2 separate regions of the Homo sapiens genome follow, and region 2 is linked to region 1. A link is an interaction called in ENCODE POLR2A ChIA-PET data of the cell type or tissue named here. Cell type or tissue: Panc1. All regions are shown on one strand. Links, peaks and the distances in the headings refer to the core of each region. The heading gives the core; the rest is flanking DNA. Region 1 overlaps PTK7 (protein tyrosine kinase 7 (inactive)). Region 2 holds the start of LOC124901318 (a long non-coding RNA gene).

Region 1 (11,414 bases), core at 1,138-9,137:
CCCCCAGCAAAGCAAAGAAAGAATGAAGCAACAGAAGAACGAAGGCAGGGATTTATTGAAAATGAAAGTACACTCCACAGTGTGGGAGCAGACCCAAGCAGCGGCTTAAGGGCTGGGATACAGAATCTTCCTGGACCCAAATACCCCCTAAAAGTTTCCCACTGGCCACTTCATGCAAATGTCATGCTCCTGTGCAAACATCTCATTGGTTAGAAAAAGCAACCAGTCAGAGGCTAGGGTGAAGTTAAAGTTATACTTCTACGCAAAGGAAGACTGGGCCAGCAGTCAGTCTGATTGGTTGTGGACAGCAACCATTCAGAGGCTGGAGTAAAGTTACAAAGTTGCAAACGAAGACAGGATTCGCACTCAGTATGATTGGCTGCAGACAGCCAATTTCCCATCTGCCTGGCAAAAAAGTTCAAAGGGAGTAGTAGCCTCTGCTCTTTTTGTTACTTAGGCCTGGAAAGTAGATAGGGCTTTCATTTCAATTTAGTTGGAGGACGTCGGTGTGAAACAGCCTTAGATTCCCTGCCTGCAGACCCTGTTCTCCTGCCTCACCAGTTTTCCCCCTTCAGTCACGTTGTAACTTCCCAAAGGCTAAGGAATTCTTTTTTTGGTTGCTTTCTGGTTCATTTGATGGTGGGGTGGTTTGGTTATGGGGTTTATATGGTAGGTGAAGAGACAAAGTTGTGTCCCTTTTGTATGAATATCAAAAGCAAATTTTTTTTTTTTTTTTGAGACGGAGTCCGTCTCGTCGCCCAGGCTGGAGTGCAGTGGCACGATCTCGGCTCACTGCAAGCTCCGCCTCCTGAGTTCACGCCATTCTCCTGCCTCAGCCTCCCGAGTAGCTGGGACTATAGACGCCTGCCACCATGCCTGGCTAATTTTTTATTTTTATTTTTCTGTATTTTTAGTAGAGACGGGGTTTCAGCGTGTTAGCCAGGATGGTCTCGATCTCCTGACCTCGTCATCCGCCCGTCTCTGTCTCCCAAAGTGCTGGGATTACAGGCATGAGCTACTGCGCCCGGCCACAAAATTGTTTTTTAAAATAGATTGCTGGCCAGGCCACGGTGGCTCACCTGAGGTCAGGAGTTCAAGACCAGCCTGACCAACATGGTGAAACCCTGTCTCTACTGAAAATACAAAAATTAGCCAGGCGTGGTTGTGGGCACCTGTAGTCCCAGCTACTTGGGAGGCTGAGATAGGAGAATTGCTTGAACCGGGAGGCGGAGGTTGCAGTGAGCTGAAATCATGCCACTGCGCTCCAGCCTGGGCTACAGAGCGAGACTCTGTCTCAAAATAATAATAATAATAAATAAATAAATAAAAAGGCCGGGCGCAGTGGCTCACGCCTGTAGTCCCAGCACTTTGGGAGGCTGAGGCAGGCGGATCACCTGAGGTAGGGAGTTCGAGACCAGCCTGACCAACATGGAGAAACCCAGTCTCTACTAAAAAAAAAAAAAAAAAAAAAAAAGTTAGCCAGGTGTGGTGGCGCATGCCTGTAATCCCAGCTACTTGAGAGGCTAAGGCAGGAGAATCGCTTGAACCTGGGAGGCGGAGGTTGCAGTGAGCCAAGATTGTGCCATTGCACTCCAGCCTGGGCAACAAGAATGAAACTCTGTCTTAAACAAACAAACAAACCAAAACAACAACAACAAAAAAACCCACAGTAGATTGCTGTGTAGATGCGTGTGTCAAGCCTTCTACCTGTTCACTTCTGTAGGCTTAAGCACTTTACCACATATGGGTTTCGGAAAGCATTCTTTCTGCGTTGTCACTGAGGCCCAGGAAGGAAAGGGGCCAATTTATGGAAGGCAAGAACTTAAGAGTCCCAGGGGCTAGGAGACTCAGCCCCTCGATTAAGGAATGCTCTTCTCCGCTTCGGTTGGCTTCCTATGAGAGTGTTTTGAAGAATAAGGTATTGTATAATAGATGGTGTGCCTTAAATGATGGGGAAGAACAGCATTGAAATGTTCTTCCTGATTGTTTTAAGAAAATTGCAGTGCTCTTTTTCTAAAAGATGGATGTACAGCTAAGGGCATTTTTGATGCAATACAACTTATTTTTGGAGGCCCTCTAAGATACAATGAGAAACTTTTTTCTGTTGGGGAGACTGATCTTGTCTTCATTGTCCTGTGAGGGTTGAAAGGGACCATGGTTTCTTTTAAACCAAGTCAACAAATACTTCAAAGCCCTTTTTATATCTAATGCAGCTACACAGATATGTGTAAGCTCTCAGTAGTCCTGAGTTCAGCCAGTTGCCTAGTTTGGGTCTAATGCCCTCCGATTCCATATTTGTATCCACAACCAAGAAAGCCTAGAGAGAGCCTGCATGGACCTCTGTGGGTCTCCCGCCAGCGGCTGGCCTCTCGGGTGAAGATGTGGCAGCTGAATTAACAGCTGCCTGTTCTGGGCCAGGCCTGCTATCTCAGCCTCGGGGAGAGGTGTTGATCAGGCTGACAGGGCAAGAAATCCCCCTGAGCCTCAGGTTGGAGAGAAATTAGTTAAAAGTTGCTCTCAGACTCCTGAAAAACTGCTTTCAGTTTTTGCTGCCAAAACAGAACTTCGAAAACGGTGTAAATTGGGTTCTTCACACTGTCTCCGTTTTTGTCACTTCCTTGCAGTTGGTGAAGGAGGACCGGGATCCAAGGGAGCTTTGCGGGTTCTCTTTCTGAGTTCCTCTGGAACCTGGCCTCAGGTGAAGGGGAGGTGGGGGTGGGTGGTGACCGGACAAGCCTTTGAGGTGCCTGGAACTAAGCCCCATTCCTTAGATCAAATAAATACCTTTTGTTTTTCCTGCTCACACTTTCCTCTGCCCTGGAGCCAGAGTCATAAAGAGGTGGAGATGTGAAGGTCTGCACCTGGTCGCTGGGGTGGTAGGTGGGATGGAGAGCTTCCCTTGTGCTCTGCACTTCCTGCCTTTTGCTGCTGCCCTGGGTGTGCAGGGGTCTGCCTGGGCTAGCCTGGGCACCTGCGGCTGTGCTGGGCCAGCCTGCCTGCCTGTCCGGTAGGGCCCTGCCTGAGCTGGGCTGTCAGCAAGCTGGTGAAACCGGCTGCACAAAGACGGATTTCACTTCAGGCTAAGTGTTTTGTTGCTGAATCATTTGCATTCATTAAAAGTAGTGAAGGGTGAGTGATATTTAAGGCAACATGACCAGTTTGCTGGGGGCCTGGAGGCCGCTGCCTTAGAACCTCATTAAGAATTCTTGGGGCCGTGGAGAGCAAGGGAGCAGCTCATTCAAAGCTTGCTTAACTTTTGACTGCCTTGGGCATAGGCCAGCTACTAAAATATGAAAAATGTTTGCCCAGCAGCCCCCAGAGCTTGGCCAGACTGCCCTGGCCAAAGAAAACACACACTTACAATTCATTATTTAGCCTCCTCCTGCGCGGTTGCTTGCATTTCTTCCTCTCCAGGGACCTTGCTGAGTTGGGGGCACCAGGTTGGGTGGGGGGCAGGAAGGCCCCTGCATCTTTTAAAGGGAAGCTAAACCTGAAGCCGGTGCTGTCTGTACTCCCTCACCCCATCCTGCCCCCACTTCCCTGGTTTATTTCACCAGTGCCCTACTGGTGGACTTCAGGTTTGTTTCAGAGGGTTTCCTATTTTAAACAATGCCACCACAAATATCCTTGTACCTGTCTTTGTCCTTGTGCTTGTATATCTGTAGGACAAATTCCTGGAAGTGGAGTTGCTCTGTCAAAGGATATGAACGTGTCAAAATTACATAGACGATTTTGTATTTGTTATTTTTGTGGAGAGGGAGATTATAGCTTTCATCAGATTCTTAACAGGTCTATGACCAAAAAAGTTTCTGAATCACTGCTCTGCAGTGGGCCTGTGAAATTTGCACAGGATAATCTATAAATATTGGTAAACATAGTTCAAATGCGGGGCATTGCTGGGTTGACCAGATAATTTGTCATCCAAACATCCCCACCTCCATGATTACTAAATATGCCGAGATGGCCAGATAACCCAGGGTTGTTCAGGTAACTGGCAGTGTGGGAGCCCAGTGCCCACTGGAAATCTTATCCCTGATCTCTGAGACTGTGTTCTCTGTTCACCACCAGTTAGCGCTGAATTAGCTGCTGCTTTCTGTTTTCCATTTTATCAGGTATGTTCTTTTTGTTGCCTACAACTCGATGGTAAGGTTGATCCAGTGGGTCAAAGTCTTGTCCTTGGTTTTCCCACACAGCCTAACCCTGCCTCAGCTGCCCAGTGGTAGCTCAAGACGTTTTTGGATTCCAAAGACCAGAATTCAGTTGAACTTTTCTGAACTGTGTTTATTCATCTGTAGAATGGAAATGATAATATCCGCCTCATGGGTTACGGTGAGGGGGTGAGGGTCTAGTGAGGTGTGTGTTGCAAGGGTTGCTGTTGTGGGAAGTGAGCTTGAGAGACATTCAGCATGAGCCCCCAACTCCTCCTCAACATGGACTTTGGGGGCCCTTAAGGCACTGCTTGCTGCCTAGCTTTGTTTATTCTTCTTCTCCATTGGTTAGTATGCCCTTCACTGCTCTCAAATCTATTCCCTCTCCTTTAATTGCCTAGTCCTGGGCTTAGTTCACGTCCTGTCATTTCTCTCTTGGAATGCTGCTGGAAAAAAGAAGCAAACTTTTTTTTTTTTTTTGAGACAGCCTCGCTCTGTCGCCCAGGCTGGAGTGTAGTGGTGCAATTTCAGCTCACTGCAACCTCTTCCTCCTGGGTTCAAGCAATTCTTCTGCCTCAGCCTCCCAAGTAGCTGGGATTACAGGCGCCTGCCACCATGCCTGGCTAATTTTTGCATTTTTAGTAGAGATGGGGTTTTGCCGTGTTGTCTAGGCTGGTCTCGAACTCCTGACCTCAGGTGATCCACCCGCCTCAGCCTCCCAAAGTGTTAGGATTACAGGAGTGAGCCACCGCGTCCTGCCAAGTCAAGATTTTTTAAAAGTAGTAAACGGTATGCTACTAGAATTGAAAAGCAAGAAATATGCTTTGCAGATCATAAGAGGTGAAGAAACTAAATAAAATCATATTTACAACAAAGGAAGCATTATAATATTAAAATGTGAAACAGATAAAAGCAAAGACAGATATATCAGTCATGATGATAAATTTCAGTGGAATAAGTCTCCAACTGAAATGGAGTTTAGATTGAATAAGAAAGTTTCATGTTCTTTACATAATACAAACCTAAAATAATGGCAAAGTTTGTTTTATTCTTTTTTCTAACTTTAGGCCAATAGATTAATTTATTTTCATTTATTTCAGTCTCATTTTTTAGGAAATAATTTACGATTATTAATTTTCTTTTGAATACAACTTTGAAATTAATAAATTTGAAATTAAAAATATAAAATAGATAAGTCATTTAGGATCCAGTACTTAAAAAAAAAAGGAAAAAAAATGTGACTTTGGCAATTCTAATGTAGAAAAATAAAAGGACAATAGGTAAAACAAAGAAAAAAAAAGAGGCTTTAATTTCATTCATAGCTTCCCAACTATTTTTCCTTTTTTTTTTTTTTTGAGATAGGGTCTCACTCTGTCACCCAGACTGGAGTGCAGTGGCACAATCATGGCTCATTGCAGCCTCGACTTCCCAGACTCAAGCAATCCTCCCACCTCAGCCTCCTGAGTAGCTGGGACTACAGGCAAGCACCACCATGCCTGGCTAATTAAAAAAATTTTTTTATAGAGTCAGGGTATCACCATGTTGCCCAGGCTGGTCTCAAACTCCTGAACTCCAGCAGTCTGCCCAAAGTGATGGGATTACAGCCATGAGCCACTGCGCCTGGCCCACAGCTATTTCTTGAGTACATTCTAGGTACCCAGTAGGTACTAGGGATATAGATAGAGCAGGGAATGGGATGAAAAAATTCACTGTCCCCAGAGAGCTTACCATTTAACAGAGGGCTACCATTTAAGGAAATGTATACTAATAATTAGATTTGTGATCATTGTGATAGGAAAATATTTTAATATTTATCGGGGTTACCATGTTTGGTGCTATGCTAATAAATCTGTGCCAGGGAAATATAATGACTGAAATTTATTAAAGAATCTGGCTGGGGGTGGTGGCTTACACTTGTAATGCCAGCACTTTTGGAGGCCGAGGCAGGCAGATCACTTGAGTGCAGGAGTTCGAGACCAGCTTTTGAGACTCCATCTCTTTTTTTTTCTGAAATGGAGTTTCACTCTTGTTGCCCAGGCTGGAATGCAATGGCACGATTCTCCTGCCTCAGCCTCCCAGGTGTCTGGGATTACAGGCATGTGCCACCACGCTTGGCTAGTTTTTTGTATTTTTAGTAGAGATTTAGGGATTACAGCTGTGAACCACTGCACCTGGCCTGAGACCCTGTCTCTTAAAAAAAAATCATGACTGGGCATAGTGTCTCAGGCCTGTAATCCCAGTACTTTGGGAGGCTGAGACGGGCGGATCACGAGGTCAAGAGATGGAGACCATCCTGGTTAACACAGTGAAACCCCGTCTCTACTAAAAATATGAAAAATTAGCTGGGCGTGGTGGCGGGTGCCTATAGTCCCAGCTACTCAGGAGGCTGAGGCAGGAGAATGGTGTGAACCCAGGAGGCGGAGCCTGCAGTGAGCTGAGATCACACCACTGCACTCCAGCCTGGGTGACAGAGCGAGACTCCATCTCAAAAAAAAAAAAAAATCATTAGGGTTTTTTTAAAAAAAAATGATAGACATTACTACTTGTAACTTTTTTTTTAGTCATATTTGAAAAAGTAGAAAATTGAACTGTAATTTGATTTTTTTCAAAGATGTCTGTTAAATCTGTTTTGATTTTATATGCATTTTTGTCTTTATAGTTTAAAACTGATTTTTTTGGGAATACAGCTGAAGTTCCCAAATACTTTATAGGAGTTTATGAGATATCTTTAATTTGGCCGTGTCCAATTTATATAATTTCCAAAATACTGCAGATTGTGAACAGGGCATTATACAAGATCACGGGGGAAATCCTATATTCAGAGTACTCTACAAATTTGTGTGTATGTGTTTGTGTGGTTACCAGAGAACTACCAAAAACCAACTGCTTTTTAAATCCTGCTGTGTAGTTCAAGTGTCTTGCCTTGACCAATCTAATGAGTTGATTAGCTGGTCCTTAATACTTAACTAAATGAAAAACTAAGCAGATGTGAAAAAAAAAATTAAAATGACTGGATAGACAGTAACTCTTAAAAACGATTGAAAGATAGTTGTATCACTGGGTGCGGTGGCTCACGCCTGTAATCCCAGCACTTTGGGAGGCCGAGGCGGGCAGATCACTTGAGGTCCAGAGTTCGAGACCAGCCTGATCAACATGGAGAAACCCCGTCTCTACTAAAAATACAAAATTAGCCGGGCATGGTGGCGCATGCCTGTAATCCCAGCTACTCCGGAAGCTTGAACCCGGGAGGCGGAGGTTGCTGTGAGCTGAGATCGCACCATTGCACTCCAGCCTGGGCAACAAGAGCGAAGCTCTGTCTCAAAAAAAAAAAAAGAAAGAAAGAAAGAAAGAGGCTGGGCGCGGTGGAAAGAAAGAGGCTGGGCGCGGTGGCTCACGCCTGTAATCCCAGCACTTTAGGAGGCAGAGGCGGGCGGATCACAAGGTCAGGAGATTGAGACCATCCTGGCTAACATGGTGAAACTCTGTCTCTACTAAAAATACAAAAAATTAGCCGGGCGTGGTGGTGGGCACCTGTAGTCCTAGCTACTCGGGAAGCTGAGGCATGAGAATGGCATGAACCCGGGAGGCAGAGCTGGCAGTGTGCTGAGATTGCGCCACTGCACTCCAGCCTGGGTCACAGAGCAAGACTCCGTCTCAAAAAAAAAAATAAAAAAAAAAAGAAAGATAGTTGTATCAAATAGTTTTGAGGGAAAATTTTGAAAAATGTTGAAGAAGTAGAGCCTGTAAATGCTTTGTAGAGACTGTCACAGAGCCAAGGAACAGATGGACAACAGCCTGTGTGTGTCACAAAGTTGATATAGCTTTGTTCTCAAATGCTGACAGTGCAGAAAACCACACTACTTAGAAACGTTGGTGTAAAAGTCTAATATAGAATACTTGAAAATTAAATCTAACACTATGATAAACGGTAATGTGCCATAAACAAGTAAAGGATGTATTCCCAAAAATGCATGGGTGGCTTACCCTTTATAACTCATCAACATAAGACGTCAGAGGTGGCTGGGCGTGGTGGTTCACGCCTGTAATCCCAGCACTTTGGGAGGCCGAGGCGGGCAGATCATCTGAGGTCAGGAGTTTGAGACCAGCCTGGCCAACATGGTGAGACCCCGTTTCTACTAAAAAAAATACAGAGTGCCACTTGACCCTCTGTGTCTTGCAGTTGATTGGTGTGCTTGCCTCCAACTCTGGAGGTGGGTGGTTCCAGCCCGTTCTTGGGAGCATCTCTTGGCCAGGTGAGGTGGCTCATGCCTGTAATCCCAGCACTTTGGGAGGCCGAGGTGGGCGGATCACCTGAGGTCAGGAGTTTGAGACCAGCCCGACCAATACAGTGAAACCCCATCTCTACTAAAAACCCAAAAATTAGCTGGGCATGGTGGCGGGCGCCTGTAGTCCCAGCTACTTGGGAGGCTTAGACAGGAGAATTGCTTGAACCCGGGAGATGGAGGTTGCAGTGAGCCAAGGCCGTGCCACTGCACTCCAGCTTGGGCAACAGAGCAAGACTCTGTCTCAAAGAAAAAAAAAAATTAGCCGGTTGTGTTGGCGGGTCCCTGTAATACCAGCTACTTGGGAGACTGGGGCAGGAGAATTGCTTAAACCCAGGAAGTGGAGGTTGCGGTGCATTGAGATCCTACCACTGCATTCCAGCCTGGGCAACAGAGCAAGACTTTGTTCCCCCTACCCCACCAAAAAAAAACCAAAAAAAAACAAACCAACCGCAAAGGTGTCACACAATTCTCTCAATAGAGGCAAAAATGACACTAGATATAAATTAACATCCATTTCTGATTAAAAAAACAAACATAGCCATCATTATACTTAAAAATGAAATACAATGCTATTTGCATTAAAATGAAGTTACTAAATTAAAATAATAAAGTCACTACTATTTATTATTATTTTAGCTGAAATAATGCTATAAGAAAGAATATAGCCAGGTGGCGTGTACCCATCGTCCCAGCTAGTTGGGAGGCTGAGGTGGGAGGATTGCAGCTTGGACAACTAAGCAAGACCCTGTCACTTACAGGAAAAAAAAAGACTGAAAGTCTAAATAAAGTTCATGTTTTTTGCAGAGGTACCTTTTTTACATGGGAAACCCAATTATCAACTGAAAAACTACTACAATCAGTGAGAGAACTGAGTCATTTGGGCAAATACAAAACCTACACAAAACCCAGAAGGTTTGCTGCTTATCAGCAAGTAACCATTTAGAAAATACAACAGGAACATTTATCCATTCACAGAATCAATAAAAATAAAAACAAAATGCTCAGGCATAAACCATTATAATGGAAACTGTATTGACAGCACCAGTAAATACCCTTCTCCCTTCTGAGTTTAAAACCAGTCGAAGGGGGTGAAAGAGAGGGAGAAAAACAGACAGACCAGGGATTGGATGATGGAGATCAGAGTATCACTTTTATTTGTTTTAAAGGCTAGGTTGAGCAAGCAACAAGGCTTTAATCTGAAGTGGATAAATGTCTTATTCATCCTTGAGTTAGGCAGACTTACTCCCTTGTCATAGCAGTGCTGGAGTATTACAGGTGTGTGTGTGTGTGTGTGTGTAGCCACCTATAAAAAATGTGTGCTCCCTGCAGGTGGAGCAGACCCCCCACTCCCAAGTGAAAGGAGGAAGGATCGGAGTCAAATATGCCCAATCAGACATCCCCCCACCTTGGGGCTGATGGAAGGAGGTGGAGTGAGGCTGGGAGTGATGCTTCAGTTACATCCCCCTTTACCTGGAGTGGGGAGGAGTTGTTCTTCCTTAAAACTTCCTTTGTTCTCTGAACTCACAGCCTTAACCTTTGAAGGCACTGGGTGCCTGGGGGCATGACTCTTCCCTCCAGGGAAGGGGCACAGCTGTCTGGCAACTATTCCTGCTCCACCTTCACTAACCACACTGTTCCTTTGGTGAATCCTTCTAGGACACCTGGAGAACAGAGTAGATTTTCCCTAGAAGGCTCTCAAATGGATCAAAATAGGACAGTATTTAAATTAATTTTGAGGCAAGTCTGCACCCGGGGTGAAAATCTCACTCCCATCTGTTTTCTCAAATCATGTGCAAACACTTTTTCTTCTTCGGTGAAGTAACGATTAGGAACAGGAACCTTCACTGTCTTGTTCACTGCTGTATTCTTAGTACTTAGAGCAGTGCCTGGCACATATAAGTCATTCAGTAATTTAATGACTATTCTGGAGGAGGGAGGGTGAGTGCCACATGTAATACAGAAAATCAGATCTTATATTTCTGATCTTATTAATTACAAAATAATAATAAGGTAACAGTAAGGAAAATAAGGCAACAAAGTTGAACATAAAATGGACAATAAGAAATTTAGGGCAATAAAATATCTCATATTCTCTGTTCCCCAAGTACCAATTTAAATTGAAATCTTGGTTGAGGGTGGGGGAGAAATTTAGCTAACCAGTTAAAAATGAAAAATTGCTTTATTTTCTTAAGAAGAAACAATGCTAATTAAAACAAAGTATTTTTTTAAAATTATTTATTTATTTATGAGATGGATTCTTGCTCTGTCGCCCAGGCTGGAGTACAATGGTGTGAGCTAGGCCCATTGTAACCTCTGCCCCCTGGGAGGGAGTAATTCTCCTGCCTCAGCCTCCTGAGAAGCTGGGATTACAGGCACATGCCACCACGCCTAGCTAATTTTTGTATTTTTAGTAGAGAAAATACAAAATACAACATGGTGAAAACCATGTTGGCCCAGGCTGGTCTTGAACTCCTGACCTGAAGTGATCCGCTCACCTCAGCCTCCCAGAGTGCTGGGATTACAGGTGTCAGCCTCCATGCCCAGCCACAAAGTATTATTTTATGTCTCTCAGGTTGACAAAGATATTAAGCATCAGTGTTGGTTAAGAAAGCGTAAATTAGCACAACTTTTTTTTTTTTTTTTTTTTTTGAGACGGAGTCTCACTCTGTCGCCCAGGCTGGAGTGCAGTGGCGTGATCTCCGCTCACTCCAATCTCCGCCTCCTGGGTTCATGCCATTCTCCTGTCTCAGCCTCTTGAGTAGCTGGGATTACAGGTGCCCGCCACCATGCTCAGCTAATTTTTGTATTTTTAGTAGAGACGGTGTTTCACCGTGTTAGCCAGGATGGTCTCGATCGCCTGACCTTGTGATCCACCCGCCACAGCCTCCCAAAGTGCTGGGATTATAGGCATGAGCCACCAAGCCCAGCCTTTTTTTTTTTTTTAAAAAAACTTCTCTGGAGATAATGCTGGATGTCATTT
Region 2 (11,414 bases), core at 1,576-9,575, 59 kb before region 1:
AAAGCTGGTGTGTTCTTCCCTTAAGAATTGCTGTAGGCTAGGTGAGGTGGCTCACACCTGTAATCCCAGCACTTTGGGAGGCTGAGGTGGGCGGATCACCTGAGGTCGGGAGTTCGAAACCAGCCTGACCAACATGGAGCAACCCTGTCTCTACTAAAAATACAAAATTAGCCGGGTGTGGTGGCGCATGCCTGTAATCCCAGCTACTCGGGAGGCTGAGGCAGGAGAATTGCTTGAACCCCGGAGGTAGAGGTTGCAGTGAGCCGAGATCACACCATTGCACTGCAGCCTGGGCAACAAAAGCGAAACTCCATCTAAAAAAAAAAAAAAGGCCGGGTGCAGTGGTTCATGCCTGTAATGCCAGTGCTTTGGGAGGCCGAGGTGGCTGGATCACCTGAGGTCAGGAGTTTGAGACCAGCCTGACCAATATGATGAAACCCTGTCTCTACTAACAATACAAAAATTAGCTGGGCGTGGTGGCGGGAGCCTGTAATCCCAGCTACTCGGGAGGCTGAGGCAGAAGAATCGCTTGAAACTGGGAGGCGGAGGTTGCAGTGAGCCGAGGTCGTGCCACTGCACTCCAGCCTGGGTGACAGAGCAAGACTCTGTCTAAAAAAAAAAACAAAAAAAAATTATTGCTGGAGACTTTTTCCATCGCAGATGAGCAGGAAGGTACCCCATGGGAGACTGGCAAGGTGACTGAGTAGGATGCCCAGGGGCTGATGAGGGCAGTAAGTTCAAGGCATAGCCTACAGCTCAGCCCATGGAGGAGGCCTCGGGACAGTAGCAGAACGGGGCTGTAGTGCAAGTAAATCCTATCGTCTGACCCTATATGCACTTCATGCTGGCCTGACTACTGGACCCCACAGCAGGAAGCTTCTTTGAGTTTCTGGTGGAGAAGGATAATCTTATAAAAAGCAAGAAAGTCCAGAGAAGGGCAGAAAGCTCTGGCACTTGAGAGTGAGCACAAGAATATTGGGCCTGGGCCAATAAAAGCCTATAATCTCTGGTACCAAGGTGAAGAGGCACTAAGTGACCAGCTGCAGCAACCCCAGTGTACCTGGGCCCACTGTGCTGGGCCCCCAGCCTGCTGCTGCTGCCTGTCTGGACTCTGCCCCAAAGGGCAGCTGTCACTCAGCAGGCTGGCCCCTGCTGTGAGAGCTACCGACACCATGGGACCAACACTGCAAAGCAAGCACTACGGAGCCCCTCTGCCCTCTGTATTATAGCCTCATCCTGAGCAGCCTGACTCTCCCACAAGCCATGGCCTTTTTTCCCCTAGACTCCAAATCTCAGTCCTGGTGGCACTCAGTTCTCTCTGTCTGGCTTCTGTGCCCTCCTTTACCACCTGACTCTTCCTCATCCCCCTTCCCCCTCCTTCCATAGCTTTTTCTGTCACCTCTGGGCTACGAGCCTCGGGATGCCTGGGTCATCCCTCCTTTCCTCCTCCCCAGTAGCCCTGCCAAGACACAGAGCTGCACCTTTGGCACAGGATCCCCTGGCCTGACCTGAGCTGCCCTGCTTCAGCAGGGGTGGTGCCAATGGAGCCAATTATAGTAGCACAAGCAAACCTCCCCAACAGCAGCAGGGCAGAGGCTCACCTATGGGGGTAGTTAGGGGTAGGAGTTTTTGCCTTTCTGAAATAGAGAGAGGGTCTATGTCACCTAGGCAGGAGTGCAGTGGATATTCACAGGCACGATCCCACTACTGATCAATCAGCATGGGAGTTTTGAGCTGCTCTCTTTCTGACCTGGGCCAGTTCACTCATTTATTTATTTATTTATTTATTTATTTATTTATTTTTGAGACGGAGTCTTGCTCTGTTGCCAGGCTGGAGTGCAGCGGAGAGATCTCGGCTCACTGCAACCTCCGCCTGCCGGGTTCAAACAATTCTCCTGCCTCAGCCTCCCAAGTAGCTGGGACTACAGGCGTGCACCACCACACCCGGCTAATTTTTGTATTTTTAGTAGAGATGGGGTTTCACCATGTTGGCCAGGATGGTCTCAATCTCTTGACCTCGTGATCCGCCCACCTCAACCTCCCAAAGTGCTGGGATTACAGACGTGAGCCACCACGCCCAGCCGCCAGTTCACCCCTTCTTAGGCAACCTGGGATCCCCTGCTCCTGGGAGTTCACCATATTGTTGCTGAACTTGGTGCAGATACCCGAATGGCAGAGCACACTGCAGCCCAGAACTCCTGGGCTCAAGCGATCCTCCTACCTCAGCTTCCCGAGTAGCTGGGACTAAAGGTGCATATAGCGCCGTGCCCGCAGGGGTAGGAGTTTTTCTTTCTTTCTTTTTTTTTTTCTTGTTCTTCCAAATCCCTCGTTTTGAGAATCAAGGGGTAGGAGTTTGATGACAGCGTGTGCAGCTCTGCAAGGACAGAGAAGGGGTGGAGGCAGAGGAGGGGAAGAAAGGGGCAAAACGGAGGAGCTTGTGGGAGTAAGAACTGTGCTAGAACAGTTCTTTCTGGGCCTATGCCATCAGATGGAATACACATTCAGGTTGCTGGGTGCCTGCAGTGGCCACAGGGGTCAGTGACCTCACCTTCATCATGTCAGTCTTACTTAGGGAAGGCACCAAGGAACCACATTCACTGTTGGCAATGGTGGCCAAAATAGAGACTCACTGGCAATGCCTTCATTCACCACGTCAAATGCTTCCATACCTGTTACTTGTCGCAGTCCCACAGTGACTGGGCCAGTTCCACAAACGAGGAGAATTAAACCCTGCTCGATAATCTGCCCAAGTTACAAACCATCTGGTGAGTGGCCAAGTTGGGCTTGGATCTCCAGCCTGCCAGATGAAAGCACTTCTGACCACACACCCTCTGAGAAGGGGCTGAGTGCCATCATCCTGCCTGGTCCTCTCAATCTCTGCCTAGAGGGGGTGCTAAGTCACACCTGACTCCCTCTGCCTTTCTCCCAGTCTACCATCCTCACCCTAACAAGACCCTTGGCATATCATGCGACAGCCTCAGTGCCAAGGGCTCCTTCTCCACCAGCAAGGAAAACCCTCCCACCTCCCCACTCAAATCTCTAGCAGTCGCCAAACACACACGTCATATAATCAAACTCTTGGGTTTTATTTCTGTAAAAGCTCCAGCTCTACCTTCCCCTGACCCCAAGTCTAGGGCTACCGGAAGGTAGAGAAGCTCTGGGTGGCAGTGCAGGAGGCATAGGGCACACCCCGGGAGCGAATCTGTAGGGTATGGAAGGTGAGGGGTGGGTTGGGGCCTGAGGAGCCTGGGTTCAGGGACTCAGTGTGAGGCTCCATGACAGTCACAGGGACTGCATAGGACAGCACCTGGGGCCGGTCGTCATGGCGTCTCAGCGTGCCCTTGCCCAGGAGGTGTAGGATGCAGGAGAGGACGTCAGTGCTGCTGCATGCAGACCCCTTACCAAGGCTGCTGACCAAACCCCTGGGAGGACACGGGCCCTTCTGCCAAGCCTCCAGCACCTGGTGTGGGGGAGGAAGGGAGAAGCGGTAGTTTAGAGGCAGCTGACCCCTCCTTGCTTGAGCTTCCACTCCAACCACCAGCTGCTAGGACAGGATGCCCCAAGGACACGAGGTACATCCCGACCTCACTCCTCACACTCCTACAGGCTACACAGTGAACCAGGTGCCTCACCACACGTGCACCCACCTTGTCCTGTAGACTGCTCCCCCAACCCCAGCAAAGATCTGTCACCCATTGTGCCCACCCCTGCCTACCAGACAGACAAGCTGGTCAATGTGCAGCCCCTCATCTCCATGGGCCTTGAGGATTCGGACGATGAGGCAGTTCAGAAGATTCCGTCTCTTCTCCAAGTTCTGGCCGTCTTCACCCTCAGCTTGCAGGTACGTCTGAGGTGGGATGAGCCGCACAATGTCCCATCTCGACCTGGGTTCCTTGCTGCCATCTCGAATCTTGAGGACCCCTGAAATAAATGCTGATCACTCACTCAGTGGAGAGCCCACGAGGAGCCTGGCCCTGCCTCAGAGCAGAGGCCCCTCTGGCCCTAAGTGCATACCTCCTGGTATATCCTTTTGCTCGTGAAGGTCCAGGGGGCCTCTTGAAGAGGTGAGGGGCCCAATCGCCTGATTGAGCATGTCTGCGGAGAGCCCTGAGAACGCCAGCAGACTCTCCACAGAGACCGCCTTCAGAGAACAGATGGGAGACATTCAGGGCCTCCCCAAGGAGTGGAGAGAAGAGGATGGAGGGAAGAAGCAGAGGGAGTCAAGGTTTTGGGAAGAGAGGCAAGGGACAAAGTGGGAGACAGGAGAGAGGTGCAGCGGGGCTGGGCCACCTTCAGGTCGTTGAGATACAGCAGTAGCCACATCTGCACGGTGGACACATGCAGGGTCTGGTTCCCAAACTGCAGCTCAGCCCAGCCCAGCCACGTCCACTGCAGTCGCCTCTGTGAGCCTCGCTCAAGGGCAGGGTGGCTCTGACCTGGACCAGGAAGGGGGAGGGAGACAAAGAGCAGGTGAAAGGAGGGAGTTGGTGTTGGAGGGAGGGTGCACGCTGGTCACGCTCTGTTTATCTCTGCAAGGCGTGTGACCCCAGCATTTATGGACACTGGGGCTTCTGGTCTGAGCTTCCAGATCTCAGCCTTCTCTGGGCCTGCCTCTATGGCAAGCCTCAGGATCTGGGAGCTATCCTATGCCTAGCCTGGTGCCAAGCAGGTTCTCATCAGTGCCTTCGAGGATTGCCCCATGTGTTTTTAGGGAGACAAAACCATGAAGGGAGGAAGGACTGGGGCTCTTATCAAGCTGGAATATTATGACAGGAAACAATGTCTCCCCTATTAGGAGGCGCCCTGACCACAGGTCTGAGCCTCTTCCCCCTCCTGTGTTGCTGCCAGCTCAGGGATCAGCCCCCGATGGGGAGTTTAGGATGACAGGTGACTGACCAGAAAAGAGCCAGACACCTACTCATATCTGGTGGCCTCAGGTGCCTCCTGCCTCCATCCTCCCCGTCACCCACAAAGAGATTCCCAGGTCTTATTTTAGAACAGAAAAAGCAATGGTCTGGGGATCAGGTATCTGACAGCACCTGCCACCCCCAGCCACCAAGCTCCTGCCCTTTGTTCTCAAAACCACTGTTTTTCCCATGGCCTAGGGAATTCTTATCCCTAAAGACTATCTCTCCCTGAATCTATAAAAACAAAAATTAAAAATGTAAATTAAAAGACCAACTCTTTTTTTTTTTTTTTTTTTTTTTTGAGATGGAGTCTCGCTGTCGCCCAGGCTAGAGTGCAGTGGCACGATCTCGGCTCACTGCAACATCTGCCTGTGGGTTGAAGTGATTCTCCTGCCTCAGCCTCCCGAGTAGCTGGGACTACAGGCACACACCACCACACCCGGCTAATTTCTGTATTTTTAGCAGAGACGAGGTTTCACCATGTTGGCCAAGGCTGGTCTTGAACTCCTGACCTCAAGTGATCTGCCTGCCTCGGCCTCCCAAAGTGCTGGGATTACAGGCGTGAGCACTGTGCCCAGCCAAAGACTATCTCTTTTTACATCAAGCCTCCCAACATCAGGGTCTGCCCCCAACCCCAGGTCCTTTCCTAGCAGCCCACCCTCTCCCCAGTCCCCAGTCCCTCTGCCTGGCTGCTCACTCTTGTTGTAGAAGTTGGAGTATCTGTTCAAAGTGCCCCTCAGGTAGGAGGGCAGGCAGGTTCTGGGGTTCAGTGTGTGGCAGATTGAGGCAACAGGCCAGGAGTGTCGGGACAGGACAAGCACAGACACTTCTGGCATTGCCCCTTCATAGTAGAGGTCCTCATTCTCCTCCTCTTCCTCCTCTCCCTCCGCCACATCCACCACTGCTGCTGCCCCAGCTTCCTCTTCCTTCTCGCTCTTGTGCTCCTTGCCACTGGCCCCAAGGCCCACCTGAAGGAGCACAGGGTTCCCAGATGCCATGGCCTCCTCCAGTCTGCTCCACGCCCCTCTTCCCCCTACCCTCTTATTTGCTTATCCCTTCCAAGGCACTCACCTGTATTTTCTTCTCTGTATCCTCCAGCTTCAGGAGTTCCTGATCCAGCTGCTGGAGCTGGTAGACGTGGAACTGGCGCTGCAGCTCCTTAGAGGTGCTCAGGCTCTGCAACATCTGCTGGGGGAGGCGGTTGGGGAAGCAGGGACCGATCTGCTCCAGCACGGCCCCCTCCAGCCAGCTCGAGACCACGCCCAGGAGACGGTCCGCCATGTAGTGCCTGCAGTGCATGCAGCCCGGGCCAAGCCTCAGTGTGGGCACCAGTGTGGCCCAGCCTCCCACTCCAAGGCTCCAGCCTGCCTCTATCCCAGACTTCCAGGCCCATGAGCTGGCTCTGCCACCATCATCCTGCCTCCCGCCAGCTCCCGCTCCTTAGGTCCACACTCACTGGTAATAATGCTCAAAAGTGGTGGCTATCTCCAAGCCGGAGAAAATCAGGACAGCTTGCAGGCATTGCTGCAGCTGTGCCAGCCTCTCCATTTCCTGGGCTCCACCGATCCGGCTGCCCTGGATCTGCTGGTCAATGTGCCGGGCGAACTGCTCACTCACCTGAGCAATGGCAGAGCACAGGAAAGCCATGAATGAGCGAGCAGAGCAGGTGAGTGGGGAGGAGGGATGAGGGTCTGGAAAGTAGATATGAATGCTGGCAGCTTTCTAAGGTGGTTGGTGCTTTCATACAACTATTTTATAAGATCATTAACCATTGTACAAATTAGCAATATTAACAATTATGGAAAGTGTCTTTTCACATTGTGTCTAAAAAATCAAACTAATAATAATCATTCAAAATGAGAAAATAAGACCAGGCGCAGTTCACGCCTGTAATTCCAGCACTTTGGGAGGCTGAGACAGGCAGATGGCTTGAACCCAGGAGTTGGAGACCAGCCTGGGCAACATGGCAAAACCCCATCTCTACTAAAAATACGAAAAAATTAGCTGGGCATGGTGGCACACGCCTATGGTCCCAGCTACCCAGAAGGCTGAGAGGACCACCTGAGCCCAAGAGGTTGAGGCCGCAGTGAGCTGTGACTGCACCACTGCATCCCAGTGTGGGAGGGAGTAAGACCCTGTTAAGAAAGAAGTAAAGAAAGAGAAAGAAAGGGAGAGAAAGAAAAAGAAAGGAGAGGAAAAGAGGGGAGGGAAGGGAAGGGAAAGGAAGGGGAAGGGAAGGGAAGGGGAAGGGAAGGGAAAGGGAAGGGAAGGGAGAGGTGGCTCATGCCTGTAATCCCAACACTTTGGGAGGGTGAGGCGGGCGGATCACGAGGTCAGGAGTTCGAGACCAGCCTGACCAATGTGGTGAAACTCCGTCTCTACTAAAAATACAAAAATTGGCTGGGCGTGGTAGCATGCACCTGTAATCCCAGCTACTTGGGAGGTTGAGGCAGGAGAATCGCTTGAACCTGGGAGGCGGAGGTTGTGGTGAGCTGAGATCGAGCCACTGCACTCCAGCCTGGGCAACAGAGCGAGACTCCGTCTCAAAAAAAAAAAAAAAAAAAAGGAAGAAGAAAGAAAGAGAGAAGGAAAGAAAGAGAAAGAGAGAAAGAGAAGGAGGGAGGGAGGGAGAGAAGGAGGGAGGGAAGGAGGGAAGGAGGGAAGGAAGGAAGGAAGGAAGGCAGGAAGGGAGAAAGAGAGAGAGAAAGAAAGACGGACACAAGGAGGTAAGTTACATACACAAAGATGGTCCTGATGCAGTGTCACTGATAAACTAGGACTGGAGGCTACACAAGGAGCCTCATGTTCCTGCTGCTCTGTACCCTGCTTTCCAGGGTGCTTCTTGCATTTTAGCTCATCAATTGTGGGGGGTTTTTTTGTTTTTTTCTTTTTTTTGAGATGAGTCTAGCTCTGTCACGCAGGCTGGAGTGCAGTGGTGCAATCTCGGCTGACTGCAACTGCAACCTCCACTTCCTGGGTTCAAACGATTCTCCTGCCTCAGCCTCCCAAGTAGCTGGGAATACAGGCATGTGCCACCATGCCTGGCTAATTTTTGTATTTTTAGTAGAGATGGGGTTTGGCCATGTTGGCCAGGCTGGCCTCAAACTCCTGCCCTCAGATGATCTGCCTGCCTCGGCCTCCCAAAGTGCTGGGATTACAGGCATGAGCCACCACACCTGGCCACTATTTATTTTTTTCAATTTTTTAAACTTCTTATAACATGGCTATATACTAACATATGTTCATCATAGAATGGGAATGGAAGGGTGGGTCATTTGGAGGAGGTGAGGAAGGGAGAGTTTGTCGGAAGAGACCCAAGGATGAGGCAAGGGTAGAGGCTTACGTGGGCAGCTTTGAGAAAAGGGAGCTTCAGCAAGGCTCCCGCACAGCCATTTTGCAGCGCCAGCAAGAAGGCTGCCCGAGGCCCAAACAGTTCAGAGCTTGAGTTCTGCAGAATATTAAAGTGCTCACAGTAGCGTGGCACAAAGTCATCATCCCGCCAGGATGAGGTCAGAAAATTGTTCACCTGGAAGGAAGGGGCAGGAGCATGAAGACACAACCCAACATGCCACCATTATGGTGTCCCCTCTCTCCCGCAGGCCTGCTCCTGCCCACCTGCTTCTCCACCACGGCCCGCCAACAGCGCGTCAGGTTTCTCATGATGCTGCTTGGAAGGCCCCGGGTAGCCAAGGAGCTCCAGTCGTGGCTTCTGTTTCTGCCTTCTGTAGAGACCAAGAAAGTGGCAGAGGCAAGGAGGGTGCAGCCCCTCCACTCCCAAGTCCCCATCCAAGGGGGTTCCCTGAGGCCTTTCCTGACATGCTGCCACCCAAAATGATGTTCATGGATGGAGGTGACACAAACCTGGAAGATGAACAGGCTGAGCCCATAGGGAGGGGAAGGATGGGGATGGACAGAAGCCTGTGGTGTACACATGGGGCCCAGGAAAACGCTCCTGACTAGAGCTCCCCACCTGAATCTCCACTACTCACTGGGCCGAGGAGTGGCCACCACAGGAGGGGGTGCCTCACAGGGCTCGACATGCACCAGCAGGTGAGTGAGACGGCGCACCCGCGAGAAGAAAGCTGGGCCGCGGCTCTGGGGGTTGAAGACAGCTTCCTGACACTCCAGGTACTGGTCCAGCAGCCAACCCAGGGGGCTAATGCCATCCTCATCTAGAGGGTGAGATAAACAAACCAAGGCACAGCCATGTCTGCAGGGAAGTGGGAGTGGTTGGGCTGAACAGGAGTGTGGAGATAGAGCAACTGGACGGAATGATACAAGGAAGGGGGGCCAGGTAGGGTGGTTTACGCCTGTAATCCCAGCACTTTGGGAGGCTGAGATGAGAGGATCGCTTGAGGCAGGAGTTCAAGACTGGCCTGGTCAACATAGCAGGACCCCATCTTTAAAAATAAGAAATAAGCATAAAAAAATAGAAAAGGCCAGGTGCGGTGGCTCATGCCTGTAATCCCAGCACTTTGGGAGGCTGAGGTGGGTGGATCACCTGAGGTCGGGAGTTCGAGATCAGCCTGACCAACACGGAGAAACCCCACCTCTACTAAAAATATAAAATTAGCCAGGTGTGGGTCAGGCGCGGTGGCTCATGCCTGTAATCCCAGCACTTTGGGAGACTGAGGCGGGTGGATCACCTGAGATTGGGAGTTCGAGACCAGCCTGACCAACATGGAGAAACCCCATCTCTACTAAAAATACAAAATTAGCTGGGCATGGTGGCCCATGCCTGTAATCCCAGCTATTTGGGAGGGTGAGGCAGAAGAATCACTTGAACCCTGGAGGCAGAGGTTGCAGTGAGCCGAGACTGCGCCATTGCACTCCAGTCTAGGCAACAAGAGCGAAACTCTGTCTCAAAAAAATAAAATAAAATAAAATAAAATTAGCCAGGCATGGTGGTGCATGCCTGTAATCCCAGCTACTTGGGAGGCTGAGGCAGGAGAATTGCCTGAACCTGGGAGGCAGAGGTTGCAGTGAGCCAAGATCATGCCATTGCACTCCAGCGTGGGTAACGAGCGAAAATCTGTCTCAAAAAAAAAAAAAAGAAGAATGATAAAGGGAGTGGGTAACAAGGCACCTCCAGCACTTATGGTGTCCCCTGACACTTGAGAGACATGGGAAAGGGGGCAGCCCCTGGGCTGTGAGAAGACAGCACTGGGATTACAAATGCAGGTGCCAAAAGGGCCAGGACATAATCCAGGTGGTTCTAGGGTAGAGCAAGAAGGAACTAATTAGTGGAACCAAGCCCTGAGATAGTAATGGGTCCAGATGTCAGGATGGTTACCAGGGGAGGTGATGTTCTGCACCACGGGGCTGACCAGGGCCTCCCAGCAGGTCTTGCCCAGAGCTTGGGCAGCCTCGTCATCAGGGAGGAAGCGGTCAGCAAAATTCTGCTCCTGGCGCAGAGCACCGTTGAGTCTGGGGGTGAGAATGGAGGAGGAAGGTGTCAGGGGCTTGAAGCATATGTTATCTCAGTGTCCACCCTTCCTAAGACTGCCAGCTAACCCCAGCACCCAAACCGAAGGCCCCCTGGTACTTCAGAACTGCTCTGTGCTAACTGGTATATCCCATTCCCAGCCCACTGGAGAAATCTTTTCTCTTTATCCTTTCTTCCCCTCCCACAGCTCAGAAAACTCCAGCCCCCTCCCCACGCATATTAAACCTCCATCTCACAGCTTCTATGGACCCCTGCCTGCCAGCTATTTGCAATAGCCTTACCTTTCCCACAGACACAAGCATACACGCACACTCTCACACACCTAGAACTCAGGTGCAGGAGGCTCCTGCGGTCCTCTGCCATGTCCTGGCTCCAGGCCTGTGCCCGAACCATGTAGAAGAGGCGTGTGTGACGACAGAGCTGCTCCCGGAACACTGGCCAGAACGTGGGCTTGGGGCCTAGGATCTCTAACCCCCGAATGCGCGTATCAATGCCACCCTGAAACACACACAGGACTATCTTCACTCGCTCCACACCTTGGGATGGGCTGGGGTCAGCTACGCCCTCGAACCTCACCCCTGGAGCTGCTCGAGACCCAGGCTGGTCCTCTGGCTTAAGATCTGCCTGTTTATGGGGCTCAGAGCCCCCTACCCAGGGCCACACCCCACATCCCTGGCCCCACCTGCTGGCAGCGCTTTATGCGGATCTGGATGATGGGCCAGAAGCGGGTCAGGTTCTCCAGGAGGATCACCCGGCTGGCAGAGGGCATCACATTCACCTGGCAGGGGGCAGAGAAAGCTGTCACCTCCACACATGCAGAGCCAAGTTGGCTCTAGGCTCCAGTCCCCTCACTGTTTCCCTCCCTTCCCCAGCCCTGGGATGTGTAGGGTCCTGACAAAGCTGTCCTCATGCCACCCTCATTGTTCAGGGCCTGGTGGCACAAGCACAGGGATAAAGGACACTACTTTCTGTGGGGCTCAAGACAGGTGGGAGTTAGAAAAAAGTAGGATAGGGCCAGATAGAAGCAGGAGGGCAGATCCTGTGAGGGGTGGAGTAATGGC

The links. ChIA-PET counts read pairs that join two places held together with the same protein. Peaks named below come from ENCODE experiments on the same cell type or tissue, not always from the same donor. Only the 100,000 strongest peaks of a DNase experiment are listed, where the experiment ranks them.
Region 2: POLR2A ChIA-PET joins it to region 1 with 10 read pairs; 14 of 35 experiments call an interaction of 5 or more read pairs at or near these places.

The regions. Positions count from the first base shown.
Region 1 is chr6:43,093,748-43,105,161 of GRCh38, forward strand. All of the region lies in intron 1 of PTK7 (protein tyrosine kinase 7 (inactive)), which reads left to right. Among named protein-coding and RNA genes, the nearest start is that of PTK7, 23 kb to the left of the region's middle. RefSeq lists enhancers at 2,212-2,311, 2,782-2,851, 2,892-2,981. In Panc1, for the core only: no CTCF peak of the experiment used is centred there; no DNase peak of the experiment used is centred there; H3K4me3 peaks cover 2,192 bases; H3K27ac peaks cover 5,622 bases.
Region 2 is chr6:43,034,552-43,045,965 of GRCh38, forward strand. It overlaps CUL7 (cullin 7), which reads right to left. Exons shown (of 26, transcript NM_014780.5): 14 at 11,036-11,131; 15 at 10,676-10,851; 16 at 10,201-10,334; 17 at 8,897-9,079; 18 at 8,523-8,629; 19 at 8,251-8,433; 20 at 6,364-6,524; 21 at 5,979-6,195; 22 at 5,605-5,875; 23 at 4,291-4,436; 24 at 4,015-4,141; 25 at 3,716-3,921; 26 at 3,066-3,460. The coding sequence ends at 3,137. LOC124901318 (a long non-coding RNA gene) reads left to right here and starts at 6,485. Exons shown (of 2, transcript XR_007059581.1): 1 at 6,485-6,573; 2 at 8,507-10,595. It also overlaps the pseudogene RN7SL403P. RefSeq lists a silencer at 11,270-11,414. In Panc1, for the core only: no CTCF peak of the experiment used is centred there; no DNase peak of the experiment used is centred there.